Regions from separate parts of the Homo sapiens genome. Here region 1 is linked to region 2. The links are chromatin loops, found by intact Hi-C in ENCODE. Cell type or tissue: MCF 10A. All regions are shown on one strand. Links, peaks and the distances in the headings refer to the core of each region. The heading gives the core; the rest is flanking DNA.

The links. Peaks named below come from ENCODE experiments on the same cell type or tissue, not always from the same donor. Only the 100,000 strongest peaks of a DNase experiment are listed, where the experiment ranks them.
Region 1: it touches region 2 in a loop (2.7-fold over the local background); 2 of 110 quality-filtered maps call a loop at or near these places.

What each region holds. Positions count from the first base shown.
Region 1 is chr7:36,431,415-36,434,236 of GRCh38, reverse strand. The region is part of intron 20 of ANLN (anillin, actin binding protein); the gene reads right to left. Among named protein-coding and RNA genes, the nearest start is that of ANLN, 43 kb to the right of the region's middle. In MCF 10A, for the core only: no CTCF peak of the experiment used is centred there; no DNase peak of the experiment used is centred there.
Region 2 is chr7:36,365,524-36,368,345 of GRCh38, reverse strand. MATCAP2 (microtubule associated tyrosine carboxypeptidase 2) reads left to right here and starts at 1,106. Exons shown (of 7, transcript NM_001199706.2): 1 at 1,106-1,430. The coding sequence starts at 1,406. RefSeq lists a silencer at 1,357-1,456. In MCF 10A, for the core only: a CTCF peak has its summit at 1,062; a DNase peak (open chromatin) is centred at 1,075.

The sequences.
Region 1 (2,822 bases), core at 234-2,733, 66 kb before region 2:
CAAAACTTGAACCAAATCTATCCATAGCCTAATTTCAGCTGTTTCTGATTACATAAGAGACCAGTCCCTAATCTATACTGTCTGAAAGACAAAAGAACAAGGTATTACCTATTTCAGTCTCTACTGTTCTTTTATAATATAATATCTGGCCTACAGTTAAAAAATTACAAGACATGTGAAAAAGTAGGAAAACACGGAGCTTATCAAGGGGAAAAAAATCCTGTCAATAGCAGATCCACAGATGATCTAAACGTTAGAATTAGAAAACAAAAACATTTATACAACATTAAAATATTTAGATGAAAAGATGGAGAAAAATTAGTGAGAAAATGGAGAACTTCAGCAGAGAAATTGAAACCATAAAAAAAATCCAAATGAAAATTTCAGAACTAAAAAAAAGTCTGAATTTAAAAATGCATTGGCTAGGCTTCAAAGCCTAGATCACATCAAGAAAAAAACAGGTGAACTTGAAGAACTGATAAATAGAAACCATCAAAAATGAAGCACAAAGAAAAAAAGAATTAAATGAAAACCAAAAAGAATGTCACAGACCTGTAGAAAAATAGTCAATAGTCTACATTAACTGGAGTTTCAGAAAGGAGAGAGCAGGGCAGAAGAAATAACTTTAAGAGACAATGGCTGAGTATTTGCTAAGACTTATAAAACAACTAATTACAGATCATAAAGCTCAGTGAAACCAAACAGGATAAATACAAAGAAAACTACACGTAGGCACATTAAAATCAAACCGTTAAAAATGCAAAATAAAAAAACAGAAAAGAATGATGGCTGGCTGACTTCTTATTAGAAACAATTAAAGCCATAAACAATAAATTAACAACTTTAAAGAATTGAAAAGATAAAAACCTGTCAATTTAGCAGTCCCAGTGACAATATCCTTCAGAAATTAAGGCAATATAAAAATATTTCTGGACAAACAAAACCTAGAGATTTCATTTCCAGCAGAACTATATTACAAGAAATAATAAAGACAGTTCTTCTTGACAGGACAATGACTTCAGATGGAATTCTCAATCTACAAGAAGGAAGAACACCAGAAATGGTAAATATAAGGACCAGTTTATAAAAATATAAAAGTTTCTTTTAAAAATTGATTCAAGAGGCTGGGCACAGTAGTTCACAACTGTAACCCCAGCATTTTGGGAGGCAAGGCAGGTGGATGGCTTGAGCCCAGGAGTTCACGGCCAGCCTGGAAAACATAGCAAGACCCCATCTCTTAAAAAAGAAAAAAACTGATTAAAGAAAAAGTAACAACAGTGCATTGTGTGGTTTATAACAAAGAAGTAAAATATACTGGGATGGGAAAATGAACTATACTGTTGTGAGGTTCATATTGTAAGTTACATGAAGCAGTGTAACAGTATTTCAAAATAGACTTTAATAAGGTAAGGATGCATACATTATTTCCTACCAACGCCTTAAAAAACAAAAACAAAAACAGGTAAGTATAGCTAAAAAATCCAAAAGAGGAGATTAAAAAGGATTACCAAAATACTCAATTAATCCAGAAGAAGGCAGGAAAGGGAAAACAAAGCAGTAAAGAACAGACGAAACAAATAGAAAACAAATAACAAAATGGTAGACTACGAGTTGGCAAACGTTTTCTATAACTTACACAGACTGTACATGGCACCATTCAGTCAGGAGAAATGTAAACAAATATAAAGATGCATTTTTTGTGAAATACATTTTGATCTTATATTGAAAATACAGTTTTTATGTGAGTGCAGGATTGCTATAAGAAAGACACACCTATAGACTCTAATATAGGATTAAAGGAAGGTGAAGGATCTTCAACTTGAATATTTAATGCCAGCAAAGGATGGTTTGATAATTTTAGAAAGAGGCTTTAAAAATGTCAAGATACAACAGAAGAAGCAGCTTCTACCAAATGAGACAGGAGATGAGTTCCCAGACACCATTAAGAAAATCAGTGAAGAAAAAGGATATCTGCCTGAACAAGTTTGTTTTTTGTTATTGTTTTCCAAAACAAGGTCTCACTCTGTCACTCAGGCTGAAGTGCAGTGGCGTGATCATAGCTCACTGCAGCCTTGAACTTCTGAACTTCTGGGCTCAAGCAATTCCCCCATCTCAGCCTTCTGAATAGCTAGGGCTACAGGTGTGTACCACCACACCCAGCTAATATTTTTTTATTCTTTGATGAAAAAAAACTGTTTTCATCATCTATGTTGCTCAGGCTGGTATTGAACTTCTGGCTTTAAACGATCCTCCCACTTTGGCCTCCCAAAGTGTTGGGATTGTAGGTATGAGCTACAGTGCCCAACCTGAACAAATTTTTAATTCAGATAAAAGTGCCCTATTCTGGGGGGGAAAAAAGAAAGCCACAAGGGACATTTATTAGCAAGGAAGTGAGAACCAGAATTTAAGGCAGAAGGGATAGGCTAACTCCTGTTTTGTGTAAAGGTAAGTGGGTTTATGATCAGAACTGCCCTTATCTATAAAGCTGCTAACACCCAAGCCTTGAAGGGAAAAGATAAACGCCAACTGCTAGTCTTTTGGTTATACAAGGCCTGGATTGGTTCCATCAATGATTTGTCCCTGAAATCAAGAATAAAATGGTAATATATATATATATATTATATATATATATATATATACACACACACACACACACACACACACACACACACACAAACACACACATATATACACACATATATATATGATAGATAGATAGATAGACAGATATCTAAAGTAACATTGACTTCTGAGTCAAGATAGAAAGGAAGATGGAAGTGTCTGTCATTTCTATTGCCCAGGGAAAAAGAATGGCATCCCAA
Region 2 (2,822 bases), core at 122-2,621:
TGACGGTCCTGATATTCAACTTTCTTTTGTTCCTGAGTTTGAAAACACACCCCAATTATTTCCATGTCTTAGCCTTGAGGATGAAGAGAAAATTTAACTGTCTGAAGACTGACAGTTGCCAGCACTATCTCAGCTCCTCCTAAACTGTAAGCTCCGCTAGGCTTATTTCATTTCCCTTGATATCCTCAAAGCCTGCCTCAGAACCTTGCACACGTTAGGGTCTCAAAAAATGTTTGTTGAATGGTTTAGTCTACATTTCCCATTCCCACCGTACTTTTTTTTTTTTTTTAGTCTCACTTTGTCACCCAGGCTGGAGTGCAGTGGCGCGATCATGGCTCACTACATTCTCACCTCTCGGACTCAAGCAATCCTCCCACCTCGGCCTCCCGAGTAGCTGGGACTACAGAAGTGTGCCACCACGATTTGTTCACTTTTTGTGTTTTTAGTAGAGATGGGTTTTCGCCATGTGGCCCAGGCTGGTCTCCAACTCCTGGCCTCAAGCGATCCACCCGCCTTGGTCTCCCAAAGTGCGAGGATTACAGGCATGAGCCACCGTGGCCCGCCTCCCATGGTTATTGTAAAAGATTAAATTTTCATACTTGCTAATGTGAAAATGAATAATAAACTGAAAATAACATTCAGCCCCTATCAATTGCACAATCACAAGCTAAAATGTGAATTTCAGCATTAAGGATAGTATGCTGAGGTACCGTCAAGTGGTCATTGAGCCTCCTGCACTTTCCACTCTTACTAGCTCATCCTAAACGTGTTTTAGCTTCCCCGCACCTCGTAAGGGGAAGGACGGGTAGACTGGCTTTGCTATTTGCAGCTAGGGCCGAGTGTCACAGCGCACCATGGAGTTAAGTCACCTTTGAACGGGTACAAACGTCTCTGAAAGATCAGTCAATATGCGTTACCCACTGGCTGGAGACCCCAGCGCGCTCGCGGGCACAGCCACAAGCCCCGGAGGCACTGGCCCGCGCTGTGCACGCCGGGAGTTGTAGTTCCTCCCACTCTCTCTCGCCGCCCGCGGGCCTTCGTCGCACGAGCGCCCCCAGCGGCGCGCAGGCTCCGTGAAGCGCAGCGCGCGCGGACCCCGGGGGCAGTTTCCTAGCAACCGGCGGAGCGGCTACGTCACGGTGGCAGGTTCTAAGCGCTGCTGGGCACCGTAAGGCCGCCGTGTGTACCTTCCAGTAGCTACGGGCTGGTGGAAGCGCTGCTCACAGTCAGTGTCGGTACGTCTTCGTCCGCCCTTACCCTCCTTATCCTGCTCCAGGTAGCGGAGAGCCGCCTCCCGCCGCGCCCCCGCCACCGAGGCCCGGGTCAGAGGCTAGAGGCCGCCCGCCCCTGCGCGGCCCTTTCCCCTGAGCCCGCGGAGCCCGCCGCCCCGGGCCTCGGGGCGACGATGCTGGAGTCCATTCGCGTGACGGGTGAGTGCCGGGAAGGGCTGGCCGCGGCGGGGGTGCGGGGCGGACCGGGGTCCCGCCGCCCGGGGCTCAGGTAATGGTAGCCACCGGCTGGGCGCGCCGCTCGGGACTCCACCCTGCGCCCCGACCCCTTCGGGGCGCGCAGGAGGCGCTCGCGAAAAACCTGTGGAGGGAAGAGAGAAATCGGCCCCTTATCCTTTCGTCACTTATTATCAGTAAGTACCTGCTGTGGAATCTCGTGGAAAAGATTGTAATATTAGACCGGTTGCTGGTCTTACAAAGGTACAATCCAAAGATTGTTAAATCCTATTTCAAAACACGCTAGGTGTGTGATTAAGCTTCATAATTTTCTAGAATGTTCAGAAAAAATAAGCTAAGCGAAAGAACACATCTGTATATTTCATTATTTATACTGTGTATATTTGTGTGTGTATGCTTTTATTCTTAAACAGTGAGAACGTTTTGAGTTGATATTATTAATAGGCCATTTTACAGTACGGATTATACCAAGTGTAAAACATGGGTCTTTAAACAGACCCCAGGTCAGAAAGTCTGGAAGTTTACCTGCATTTTTTTAAATTCAGTTCAATCTCTGGGAGCACAGAACTTGACTCTTATTATTTGTAAATCGCTATGCGTGTTAGCTATTAAAAAAAACCTTACATAATATTAGAGTAATTTTCTAGGCCATTTTCCCAGCATTTGATTCTGTACGCAAACATTTCTGCAAGCAGGGTTTTGGCAGTTCAGAATTATGACGAAGAACAACGGAGTAAAGGGAAATACTCCTCAAACTAGTGCCAAAATAAAGCCGGAATTTTACATTTTAGAGCAATGCAGTACCTACCAGACTATTTTTCTGTGAGCATTCTAACTGAAAAACCAAACCTCTTTCCAGTGAAAATATTTATGATTTTAATTTTATACTGTTTTATTTCACGTTCAGTGTTATACGGAGTAGATTTGTGCAGTCACAAATCATGACGTTGCCACGATGTATATCATTTATGTTGACAGGAAACATAGTTCCAGGATCTGAGATCGAAAAGGCAACTTTAATTGGCATTAGAATTTTTAAAAATGTGATTTGATGTAGATGCTACTTTCATCTTAAAACACAATTAAAATGTCAAAAGTTACTTAAAAGTACCATACCTCCTAAATATGGAGCAAGGTTTCTCAACCTCCGCACCATTAACTTTGTTGTTGTTGTTGTTTTTGAGACGGAGTCTCGCTCTGTCGCCCAGGGTGGAGTGCAGTGGCGCTGTCTCTGCTCACTGCAATCTCCACCTCCCAGGTTCAAGCGATTCTCCTGCCTCAGCCTCCGAGTAGCTGGGATTACAGACGCATGCTACCACGCCCGCCGGATTTTTGTATTTTTAATAGAGACAGGGT